Regions from separate parts of the Homo sapiens genome. Here region 1 is linked to region 2. Evidence: read pairs that join two places in POLR2A ChIA-PET (ENCODE). Cell type or tissue: endothelial cell of umbilical vein. All regions are shown on one strand. Each heading gives the region's core, and the rest is flanking DNA. Links, peaks and the distances in the headings are about the cores only. Region 1 has its middle 15 kb from the start of MIR1538. Region 2 overlaps TERF2 (telomeric repeat binding factor 2).

What was found. ChIA-PET counts read pairs that join two places held together with the same protein. Peaks named below come from ENCODE experiments on the same cell type or tissue, not always from the same donor. Only the 100,000 strongest peaks of a DNase experiment are listed, where the experiment ranks them.
Region 1: POLR2A ChIA-PET joins it to region 2 with 9 read pairs; 7 of 35 experiments call an interaction of 5 or more read pairs at or near these places.

What each region holds. Positions count from the first base shown.
Region 1 is chr16:69,546,944-69,554,220 of GRCh38, reverse strand. No RefSeq gene overlaps it. Among named protein-coding and RNA genes, the nearest start is that of MIR1538, 15 kb to the left of the region's middle. In endothelial cell of umbilical vein, for the core only: no CTCF peak of the experiment used is centred there; no DNase peak of the experiment used is centred there.
Region 2 is chr16:69,375,967-69,380,966 of GRCh38, reverse strand. The region is part of intron 3 of TERF2 (telomeric repeat binding factor 2); the gene reads left to right. Among named protein-coding and RNA genes, the nearest start is that of TERF2, 7.5 kb to the left of the region's middle. In endothelial cell of umbilical vein, for the core only: no CTCF peak of the experiment used is centred there; a DNase peak (open chromatin) is centred at 1,996; H3K27ac peaks cover 2,177 bases.

The sequences.
Region 1 (7,277 bases), core at 1,047-6,046, 170 kb before region 2:
AGGAAACTTATTCTCACTAATCGCAGCTATTCAGATATCTTCTTTTGTTGAACTAAGTTACCTGAATTTTCCTTCTAATTTTCCAGTCCTGGCCAGGTGCAGTGGCTTACGCCTGTAGTCCTAACACTTTGGGATGCCAAGGCAGGCGGATCACTTGAGGTCAGGAGCTGGAGACCAGCCTGGCTAACATGGTGAAAACCCGTCTCTACTAAAAAAATACAAAAATTAGCTCGGTGTGGTGGCACACACCTGTAATCCCAGCTACTCGGGAGGCTGAGGCAGGAGAATCGCTTGAGCCTGGGAGGCAGAGGTTGCAGTGAGCCAAGATTGCGCCACTGTACTCCAGCCTGGGGAACAGAGCAAGACTCTGTCTCAATAAATAAATAAATAAAATAAGTGAACTAAGTTACCTGGGTTTTCCTTCTAATTTTCCAGTCCTTCTCAAATGATTTCATACCCTTGTGTTTCATCTCTCCAACTAAATTGTAAACTTGTCTAGAGCAGGACCCAACACTTAGCACAATGCTGGATTCGTAGTGAGCAATCGATAATGTTTCAGCAATGAACGAATGAATGAATAATTGAAATCTGAGTTTCTATGTCTTTTCTCTCCCCAGAACTCTGCCTTCCATGCATGCTTGTGAACTCACTGCCTCTAAGAGTCATTACCAAGGCAATTTGTATCCTAGGCAGCCAGCTTCAGAAAGCCTTTTATTTTCTGCCCTCAAATCCTCTCCACCATTATACATTCAGCTGGCCCCACAAGTGTGCCCTGACCACTTCCCTTTGCCTAATTGTATCACCTAGTCCCCTTCCCATTTTAACAGATTAAAGGTCTTACCTTCAGGAAATTCTCCTTATGTCTAAATTAAATTCGGTACACAGCTATTTCCTCTTCCTTTGCTCTCTAAGTTGACAGAACACAGCAGGTAATATGTTTATCAATGCTTTAGAAAGGCCCGAGTGGTTTTTTCTAATAAAAAATAAGGTGTGTGGGGGGTTATACTTCACAAACAATAGGTGTTAATTGTAAAAACAAAAAATAATCACTGAAAATATAAATAAGTAAGTAATAATGATTCAAAAACTCATAAACTATCACATAGAGAAGATCATTTAGTATATATCTTTCAGGAATTTTTCATGTATATTTTGCATTACATGTTATAAAAATTGGCTATGCTATGTATACTGTTATCCTGCTTTCCTGATTTAACTGTGAACATCAGTCCACATCAGTCCATATTCTTAATAATGTGTGATGGCAGAAGACTATTCCATTACAGGAAATACCTTATTTAGCTAATCTCCTACTTTTGGCATTTAGTTTATTTTCTTTTTCAGAAACCTTTGTAGGCTGGGCGTGGTGGTTCACACCTGTAATCCCAGCAATTTGGGAGGCCAAGGTGGGTGGATCACTTGAGGTCAGGAGTTTAAGACCAGCCTGGCCAACATGATGAAACCCCATCTCTACTAAAAATACAAGAATCACCCAGGCATGGTGGCGCACGCCTGTAATCCCAGCTACTCAGGAGGCTGAGGCAGGAGAATCACTTGAACCTGGGAGGCAGAGTTGGCAGTGAGCTGAGATCACACCACTGCACTCCAGCCTGGGCGACAGTGTGAGACTCTGTCTCACAAAAAAGGAAAAAAGAAGAAGAAGAAACCTTTGTAAATACCACTGAAATGAACATCCTTGTAGCTAAACCTATGCTTGTGGCCTTTCTTAATTATTCCCTTTAGATACGCTCCTAAGATTTATTTTGATGACCAATAAGGAGGAGCAATACACATTTCATGTGAAATGGGAGAGAGTGAAGCAAACCCACAGTAGTACTTTACCATTATTTTGGGACCTAAAATGTATTTGGCTTGCAGGCTCCAGGGCTTACTCAGCATAACCTAATGCAATGGTTTTAAAATTTATTATTGTGGCACCACACCTGGAAATCTGAGCTTTCTGCAGAACACTGAAGAAATTTGCATATGGAAACTTAAACATCTTAAAACATATAACATCATACTAAACCAGATACCATCCTATTGCAGCATCTAGTATAGACAAGCATGAGGTATCCATTTAAGAAAAACACGTTAGAGAAAAATTTACAATTAACCCATTTATGCCTGAGGTTTCTATTTTTTGAATTTTTGCAATCAGACCTTAGCGATGATCTTGAGCAGTAGGTAAATAACTCCCATATGCTTAGCGTTCCAATAATGGAACACTAGGCATAAATGGGCCTAAAGTATGGCCAGGCACGGTGGCTGAGGTCTATAATTCCAGCATTTTGAGAGGCCAAGGCAGGAGGATTATTTATGTCCAGGAGTTTGAGACTAGCCTGGGCAACATCGTGGGACCCCCATCACTACAAAAATAATAATAAAAAAAATTAGCTGGGCATGGTGGTGTGCACTTGTAGTCCCAGCTACACGGGAGGTTGAGGTGGGAGGATCACTTAAACCTGGGAGTTCAAGGCTATAGTAAGCTGTGATCACACCACTGCACTCCAGCCTGGGCAGCAGAGCAAAACCACATCTCTAAAGAAAAAAAAGAAAAAAAAAAGAAAAAAAGAAAGTATGGCCCATTAATTAATTATTTTTTTACTCTAAACTAGAAAAAGGCTGGTACAATCTGACATGGTGGAGCTCAAAAACCACTAGTGCAGGTGGTAAAAAGCAGAATATTTCATTTTTAGTCTCTATTCTGACACTTTTTTTTTTTTTTGAGACAGAGTTTCACTCTTGTTGCCCAGGCTGGAGTGCAATGGCATGATCTCGGCTTACTGCAACCTCCACCTCCCAGGTTCAAGCAATTCTTCTGCCTCAGCCTCCGAGTAGCTGGGATTACAGGCATGCGCCACCATGCCTAGCTAATTTTGTATTTTTAGTAGAGACAGGGTTTCTCCATGGTGGTCAGTCTGGTCTCGAACTCCCAACCTCAGGTGATCCGCCCAACTCGGCCTCCCAAAGTGCTGGGATTACAGGTGTGAGCCACCACACCCGGCCTCTGCCACTTATTTAATACATAAATCTCCTAATCACTCCGAAACCTCAGCCTTCCCTTGTGCAAAAGGATTTAATAACAATATCTGTGTCATAGGGGAAAAAATGAGCTGAAGTGTGAGAAAATGCTTTGTAAAGTGTAACACTGTGACACAAATGTTAACAGTAGTTCTTATTGTAGTTGATGAAGTATTGAAAACTTTAGGCTTGATTGACAGTAATCCTAGCACTTTGGGAGGATGAGGCAGGCTGACCCCACCTAGGAGTTCGAGACTAGCCTGGGCAACACGGCAAAACCCCATCTCTAGAAAAAATATAAAAATTAGCCTGGTGTGGTGGCAGGCACCTATATTCCTAGCTACTCAGGAGGCTGAGGTGGGAGAGTCACCTGAGCCCAGGAGATCGAGGCTGTGGTAAGCCATGATTGTGCCACTGTGCTCCAACCTGGGTGACAGAGTGATACCCTGTCTCCAAAAAGAAGGAAAGAAAGAAAAATTTAGGCTTTATTGGAACTGAGTTTCTAACAAAGATCTGACAGCATAAATAAAATCCTAAATATAAGAATGTAATGATTTGGCTGGGCGCCATGGCTCATGTGTGTAATCCCAGCACTTTGGGAGGCTGAGGCAGGCAGGTCACTTGAGGTCAGGAGTTCAAGACCAGCCTGGCCAACATGGTGAAACCCCTGTCTCTACTAAAAATACAAAAATTATCAGGGCATGGTGCCGGGCGCCTGCATCACAGCTACTCTGGAGGCTGAGGCAGGAGAATTGCTTGAACCTAGGAGGCGGAGGTTTCAGTGAGCCAAGATAGCGCCGCTGAACCCCAGCCTAGGCAACAGAGAGGCTCCGTCAAAAAAAAAAAAAAACTGGTTGGGGGAGGGTTATATGAACAGGGACTAAAAGGTAGCAGGCAAAAATAAAAGTTGTTTTTGTTTTGTTTTGTTTTTCTAAGACAGAGTCTCTCTGTCACCCAGGCTGGAGTGCAATGGCATGGTCTCAGCTCACTGCTACCTCCACCTTCGGTCGGGTTCAAGTGATTCTCCTGCCTCAGCCTCCCGAGTAGCTGGGATTACAGGCATGCACCACCACGCCCAGCTAATTTTTTTTTTGTATTTTTAGTAGAGACAGGGTTTCACCATGTTAGCCAGGCTGGTCTTGAACTCCTAACCTCAGGTGATACACCGCCTCAGCCTCCCAAAGTTCTGGGATTACACCGTGGTGTGAGCCACGGTGCCTGGCCAAAAGTATTTTTATATTTATTTATTTATTTATTTATTTATTTGAGACAGAGTTTCACTCTTGTCTCCCAGGCTGGAGTGCAGTGGTGCAATCTGGGTTCACTGCAACCTCCGCCTCCCAGGTTCAAGTGATTCTCCTGTCTCAGCCTCCCAAGTAGCTGGGATTACAGGCGCCCACCACCATGCCCGGCTAATTTTTGTATGTTTAGTAGAGATGGGGTTTCACCATGTTGGCCAAGCTGGTCTCAAGCTCCTGACGTCAGGTGATCCTCCCACCTCAGCCTCCCAAAGTGCTGGGATTACAGGCGTGAGCCACCGTGCCCAGCCAGAAGTATTTTCATATTTGTAAGACTTATGAATTGTTTTATTTTAGAATTTCCATTATTACTCATAATACATCATTTTAAATAAAAATTTAAATGTATAAAGAACAAATAGTTTCTCCTCTTTGTCTTATTTTTTCCTTCTGTTTCTTTAAAGTTTGAAATTACATGCGCAAATCAATTTAAAGAAATTGATCCCAGCTTGAGAGTACTTCGAATTCTGTGTCCTTTAATCAGCTTATTCCTGCTCAACTTCCAAAAATATTTGTAATTAGACAGGAAACATATTCTAATCTATGTTCTAGAATTAAGCGTTCTATCTTGGTTAGAAACAAACATCAGATAAATAAATGTTATAGGGGCCAGGCACAATGGTTTATGCCTGTAATCCCAGCACCTTAGGGCACCTATGTGGGAGGACCCCTTGAGACCAGCCTGAGCAACATAGCAAGATCCCATCTCTACAAAAAAAATTTCAAAATTTAGCTAGGCATAGTGGCATGCACCTGTAGTCCTAGTTACTTGGAAGAGTGATGCAGAAGGATCACTTGAGCCCAGGAGTTCGAGGATGCAGTGAGCTATGATCATGCCACTGCGCTCCAGCCTGGGTGACAGGGCAAGACCCTGACTCAGAAACAGAAAAAAATACAGAAGACAAAGATGTTTTCCTCTCAGTGCTACTATTATATATTGTCCTGGAGGTTCTAGTCAATGCAATAGAAAGGGTTGCAAAGTAAGGAAGAAAAATCTTTGTTATTTACAGTTGAAATGTTTATCTACATAGGAAGTCCAAGAAAAATATTAAAATAATACAGCAACTTGCTGGCAAAGACATTCAAAAATGTCGTTAATTATAAAAAATACAATTTCAAGAGCAACAAAACTATGAGACGCCCATGAAAATATAACAAAAGATGGGAAATCCTTTTTGTTGTTGTTGTTGTTGAGATGTCGCTCTAAACAGGCTGGAGTGCAGTGGCGCCATCTCGGCTCACTCCAACCTCCGCCTCCCAGGTTCAAGCGATTCTCCTGCCTCAGCCTCCCGTGTAGCTGGGACTACAGGCGCGTGCCACCACGCCCAGCTAATTTTTGTATTTTTAGTAGAGACAGGGTTTCACCATGTTGGCCCAGATGGTCTCAATCTCTTGACCTTGTGATCCGCCCACCTCAGCCTCCCAAAGTGCTGGGATTACAGGAGTGAGCCACCGTGCCCGACCGGGAAATACTTTTAAGGAGAAATTTACAAAATGTTTATTGAAGGACACAAAGGAAAACTTAAAAAAATAGAGCTGATACTATGTTCCTGAATAGAAGGACTCAATATTACAAAGTTGTCTATCAATACATTATAACACCAACCAAAACTCCCAAAGGACTTTTTATGGCTCTTGATAAACTGATCCTAAATTTCATATGAAAGAACAAATAGGCCAAAAATAGCCATGATAATTTGGGGGGAAAAAGTACATAGAGGAGGGAACTCGACCTGCCAGATAAGAAACATTTGTCATAAAGCCGTATTATTAAAAAAAAAAAATGCAACATTTGTTTAGGAATAGACAAACAGATTAAAGGAGCAGATAAGCCAGAAACAGCCTAAATACATATAGAAACTTGTCGTAAAATAGAAATGGCTTTATAAATCAATCAGTGGGAAAAAAATGAAAAACGCAATGGTGCTAGAACAATTATTTATACAAACCCCCCCACAAAACTAATTAGTTCCTTACGTAGATGAAAATAAGTTTTAAATGGATTAAAAATTTGAAAGGTAAAAAGCAACATGTAAAAATTTTTGGAAGAAAATGCAGAATGTCTTTATGGCATCAGAACAGGGAAAGATTTTGTAAAGACTCAAAAGTACAAAGCATAAAGAAAAATATTGGACTACATTAAATTCAAAATATCTGTATACAAAATATATTATAGAAAATATCAAAGGATAACATATAAACTGAAGTTATTTACAGCTCATTTACCCAACAAAAGATTATACACAAATATAAGTATACCTTGAAGATATTTCAGGTTCATTTCCAGACCAAAGCAATAAAGTGAGTCATATGAATTTTCTGGTTTTCTGGTGCATATAGAAGTTATGTTTACACTGCACTATAGCCTATTAAATGTGCAACAGCATCATGTCTAAAAAACTGTACATACTTTAATTCATTAATTAATTATCATTATTTTTTGAAACGGAGTTTTGCTCTTTTTGCCCAGGCTGGAGTGCAATGGCACGATCTCAGCTCACTGCAACCTCCGCCTCCTCGGTTCAAGTGATTCTGCTGCCTCAGCCTCCTGAGTAGCTGGAATTACATGTGCACACCACCGTGCCTGGCTAATTTTGTATTTTTAGTAGAGACAGGGTTTCGCCATGTTGGCCAGGCTAGTCTCAAATTCCTGACCTCAGATGATCCGCCTGCCTCAGCCTCCCAAAGTGCTGGGATTACAGGCGTGAGCCACCGCGCCTGGCCCGTACTTTAATTTAAAAATACTTTATTGCTGGCTGGGCACAGTGGCACATGCCTGTACTCCCAGCACTTTGGGAGGCCAAGGTGGGTGGATCACTTGAGGTCAGGAGTTCAAGACCAGCCTGGCCAACATGGCGCAACTCCGACTCTACTAAAAATACAAAAAAATCAGCCGGGTGTGGGTGGTGGGCGCCTGTAATCCCAGCTACTCAGGAGGCTGAGGCAGGAGAATCA
Region 2 (5,000 bases), core at 1-5,000:
AGCCAGGCGTGGTGGTGGGCACCTGTAATCCCAGCTACTCGGGAGACTGAGGCAGGAGAATTGCTTGAACCCGGGAGGAGGAGGTTGCCGTGAGCCGAGATCACACCACTGCACTCCAGCCTGGGAAACAGTGAGACTCCATCTCAGAAAAAAAAAAAAAAAAATTAATGAATGTGTCAATATTTGAAGATCTTCATAACTCAGTGAACCAGTATTTTCCAGATGACCAATGCATGATGTTATGAAGTCATCCATGGATGAAAGATCTATTTAAACTACAAGATAGACTGATGGATTTTTTTTTTTTTTTTAGACGTAGTCTCTCTCTGTCGCCCAGGCTGGAGTATAGTGGCGTGATCTCGGCTTACTGCAAGCTCCGCCTCCTGGGTTCAAGCAGTTCTACACCTCAGCCTCCCAAGTAGCTGTTATTACAGGCGCCCACCACCACCCCTGGCTAATTTTTGTATTATTATTAGAAATGGGTTTCACCATCTTGGCCAGGCTGGTCTTGCACTCCTGACCTCATGATCCACCCGCCTTGGCCTCCCAAAGTGCTGGGATTACAGGAGTGAGCCACTGCGCCCAGCTGACTGATGGATTTTAATGTGACAGATTAAGAAAAGTTTACTTACTGCAGTTTCGTGTAGAATCAAACAAGAATAGCCACAGTTTTCTGAAAAAGCTATTAAAATACTCCTCCATTTTCAGCTTCGTATGTGTATAAAGCCAGATTTTTAAAAATGCCTTAACCAAGGGTAGGGCATGGTGGCTCACACCTGTAATCTCAGCACTTTGGGAGGCTAAGACGGGTGGATCACTTGAGGTCAGAAGTTTGAGACTAGGCTGGCCAGTATGGTGAAACCCTGTCTCTACCAAAAATACAAAAATTAGCCGGGTGTGTGGCCCGAGCCTGTAATCCCAGCTACTCGGGAGGCTGAGGCATGAGAATCGCTTGAACCCAGGAGGCGAGGAGGCTGCAGTGAGCTGAGATCACATCACTGCACTCCAGCCTGGGTGACAGAGCAAAACTCTGTCTCAAAAAAAAACCCCACTCTACCAAAATAACACATCACAACAGATTAAATACAGAAGCAGTTATGAGCATCCAGCTATCGTCTATATTAAACCAGATATTAAAGAGATTTTCAAAATGAAAAACAAATGTCACCCTTCTCATTAAACTTTTATCTTAGTAAATGCCGTAATTTTTCATAAGGATGTTATTTATGTTACCTTGTAATTAGTTTATTGTTATTTTCTAATGAATTAATAAATATTTAAAATTTTCTGATTTATGTTTCTAATACAGTGAATATCAGCAAATATAACCTACATAAACAGAAAGCTCTTTGAGGGTCTGCAGTAACGTTTTAAGAAGAATATAAAAGAATCCTGAGACCAAAAATTTGAGACCTGCTTCTGCAAGCTGTTAATTATATCAAGACTATATTTGTTTTCTCCTCATAACTAAAGGAGAGATTGATCTGTTAGGTTTCTTTAGAGAACAAGGGGTAGCAACACGTATAGCATGTCCTTGAAGCATTTATATGTTGCTTTTTACTATGCGGCATTGTCCCCTGCAGCTTTGGCAACAGCAGCTTGATGTTCTTTGAGGGCCTTACCCCATTTGGGGTGCTTGTATATCAGATACACTCTGTTAGAACTTTACATTTGAAACAAAAATATTTGTTGAGGCTTTTTAAACATTGCTGCTTCCCAGAACAGCCTTGCTTCTTTTTGCATCTGCTTCTTTATTCTTCAGTTCTGTGAGTTTGGTCTTCTTCTCTTCCTTTGTTAATAAATGTGCTTTCTGGCATTTCTTCCCAACATAAACCTACCTTACCTATTTTGAAAATCTGTGCTTGGAATTTCCCTTTTATTTAACTTATCCAGAGACCATTGATATTGCTTATACCCTAGAAACCTTAACAAATACGTAAGAGAAGAAACTATACTTACTTCTGGGAACTGCCAAGTGAAAAAGCAGTGATTCATCTTTTTAATTTCCCCCCCCCCACAGGAAATTAATACATAGTTTTAAAAGATAAGCTCATAGCACAACCTTTGAAGCAGACTTCTTCATTTCAATTTGAAAGCATTCATATTTCCTTTCTTGCTTCACACATTAAATATAGAAGGATATGTGTTCCAATTCTGGAGAACATAGAGTAAACATACTCTCTTCTGTCTCTCCCTCTTAATGTAATTATAAGTCTTGGACAGAATGCATGGAGTAGCTATCTGAGGATTCTATCTGGAAATAGGCATATAGGGAAGGAGACCAGAATTTGAAGTTCCACCAAACCAGTGATGAATAGTTTACCATTTTTTCCTTCTCTGGTGTCACCCAGCCCAGACTCAAAGGCAGCCTGAAACCTGGAAGTGCACTCCAGGTGTGAACAGAAAGAGCACCAAGAGAAGCTTTCTCTTTCTGGTCTGAGGAGCAAGGAAGGATCTCTCAAGGGTCAGAGATGGTGAAAGAAATCCCAGTTTTTTCTCTTTTTTCGCTTCTTTCTTGCCCTGGCCCCCAGGCAATACTATCCTGGTGGCAGCAGCTGCCTAGCAATGACGGTGGCAACAGGGCAGACATCTAAAACTGAAGGAGGAGAACTCTTTTTCTCACCAAAGGAGCTGTGATCCCCAGAACATGGAACAAATTCCATAGCCTTCCACTGTCTGTCCTGCTGCTTGGCCCTGGGTGCAGATGCAGTTAGTGTGTGACAGAGTGGGGAAACCAAAGTCCAGGAATGCAAGGCTGCTTCAGTATTTGAAAATCAATCAGTGTAGTCCACCATATTAAGAGAAAAACCATATGATCATATAAATTGATGCTGAAATTCACAGAATTCAACATTAGTTCATGATAAAAACACTCAGCAAACTAGGAATGAAGGGAACTTCCTCAACCTGATAAAAGGTGTCTACAAAAAGCCCACAGCTAACATTCTTAATGGTAAAAATTGGAATGCTCACCACTTGTATTCAACATCATACCGGAAGACCTAACCAGTGCAATAAGGCAAGGGGGAAAAAGCATACAGAATGGAGAGGAAATAATAAAATTACTTCTTTTTGCAGATGGCAGGACTATGTAGAAATCTCATGAAGTATACAAAAAAAAAAATCCTGTAAGTTTAGCAAGATCAACACAAAAATCAGTCATACATCACATGAAAACAGCATTTTAAAGTAAAAAAAGAAAAGTCAGTCATATTTCCATATACTAGCAGTGAACAATTCAAAATGAAATTACCAACACAATGCCATTTACAATGGCTTCAGAACAGAAAGAAATACGTGTAAGTCTAGCAAAATGTGAAGGAACTGTATATGGAAAATTGTAAAATGCTGATGAAAGAGATTAAGGCCAGGCAGCACTTTGGGAGGCTGAGGCAGGCGGATTATGAGGTCAAGAGATCGAGACCATCCTGGCCAACACGGTGAAACCCCATCTCTACTAAAAATACAAAAATTAGCTGGGCATGGTGGCATGCGCCTGTAGTCCCAGCTACTTGGGAGGTTGAGGCAGGAGAATCTCTTGAACCTGCGAGGTGGAGGTTGCAGTGAGCTGAGATTGCAGCAGTGCACTCCAGTCTGGTGACAGAGCAAGACTCCATCTCAAAAAAGAAAAAAAATTAAGACTGAATGTTCATGTTCATGGATTGGAAGACATAAATTAAGTTGCCACTTAGCTCCCGTTGATCTATAGAGTTAATACAATTCCAGTCACAATCTCAACAGGATTTTTTCTTTTTTTTTTTTTTGAGATGGAGTCTTGCTCTGTTGCCCAGGCTGGAGTGCAGTGGCACAATCTCAGCTCACTGCAACCTCCGTCTCCTAGGTTTAAGCGATTCTCATGCCTCAGCCTCCTGAGGAGCTGAAATTACAGGCATGTGCCACCGCACCTGGCTAATTTTTGTGTGTTTTTAGTAGAGATAGGGTTTCACCATGTTGGCCAGACTGGTCTCAAACTCCCAACCTCAGGCAATCCGCCTGCGTCGGCCTCCCAGAGTGCTGGGATTACAGACGTGAGCCATCGCACCCAGCCTAGCGGGATTTTCTTTCTTTTCTTTGTCTTTTTCTCAGTTTTTTTTTTTTTTTTTCAATGTGACAAGGTCTCGCTCTGTCACCCGGGCTGGAATGCAGTGGCATAATCATGGCTCACTGCAGCCTTGACCTCCTGGGCTCAGGTGCTCTTCCCACTTTACCCTCTTGAATAGCTGGAACCACAAGCATGTGCCACCTTGCCTGGCTAATTTTTTTTTTTTTTTTTTTGGTAAAGATGGGGTCTCCCTGTGTTCCCATATTGCACAGTCTGGTCTTGAACTCCTGGGCTCAAGTGACGCTCCCACCTCAACCTTCCAAAGTGCTGAGATTGCAGATTTGAGCCACCCTATCTGGCCTCAGCAGGATTTTCTATAGATACAGACTGGCTAATTCTAAAACATATGGAAAAGCAAAGGAATTTAAATAACCAAAAAGTGTTATATTGAAAGAAAAATTTGGATTCATACTACCCAATTTTAAGAATTATGAGAAAGTTACAGTAATTACGACTATAGAGATTAGTAGAACAGAAGAGAGCATCTAAAAACAGACCCACACAAATATGACTGATTGATTTTTGACAAAGATGTGAAGGCTATTCAATGGGAAAAGGATGGTCTTTTCAACAAATGGTATTGAAACAATTGAATGTCCATATGCAGAAATGAACTTTGACCATAAGCTCACATCTTGTACAAAAATTAACTCAAAATTATAATCTAAATGTAAAATGTGAAACCATAAAACTTAGAGGAAACATGAAGGAATCTTTATGTCCTGGAGTTAGGCAAAAAAATCTTAGATAATAATTTAAAAACATCCATAAGAAGAAAAATTGATGAATAGGACTTAATCAAAATTTTAAACTTTTGCTCTGAGAAAAACACTGTTAAGAGAATGGAAAAGCAATCGACAGGTTGGGAGAAAATATTTACAAATCACACCTGACAAAG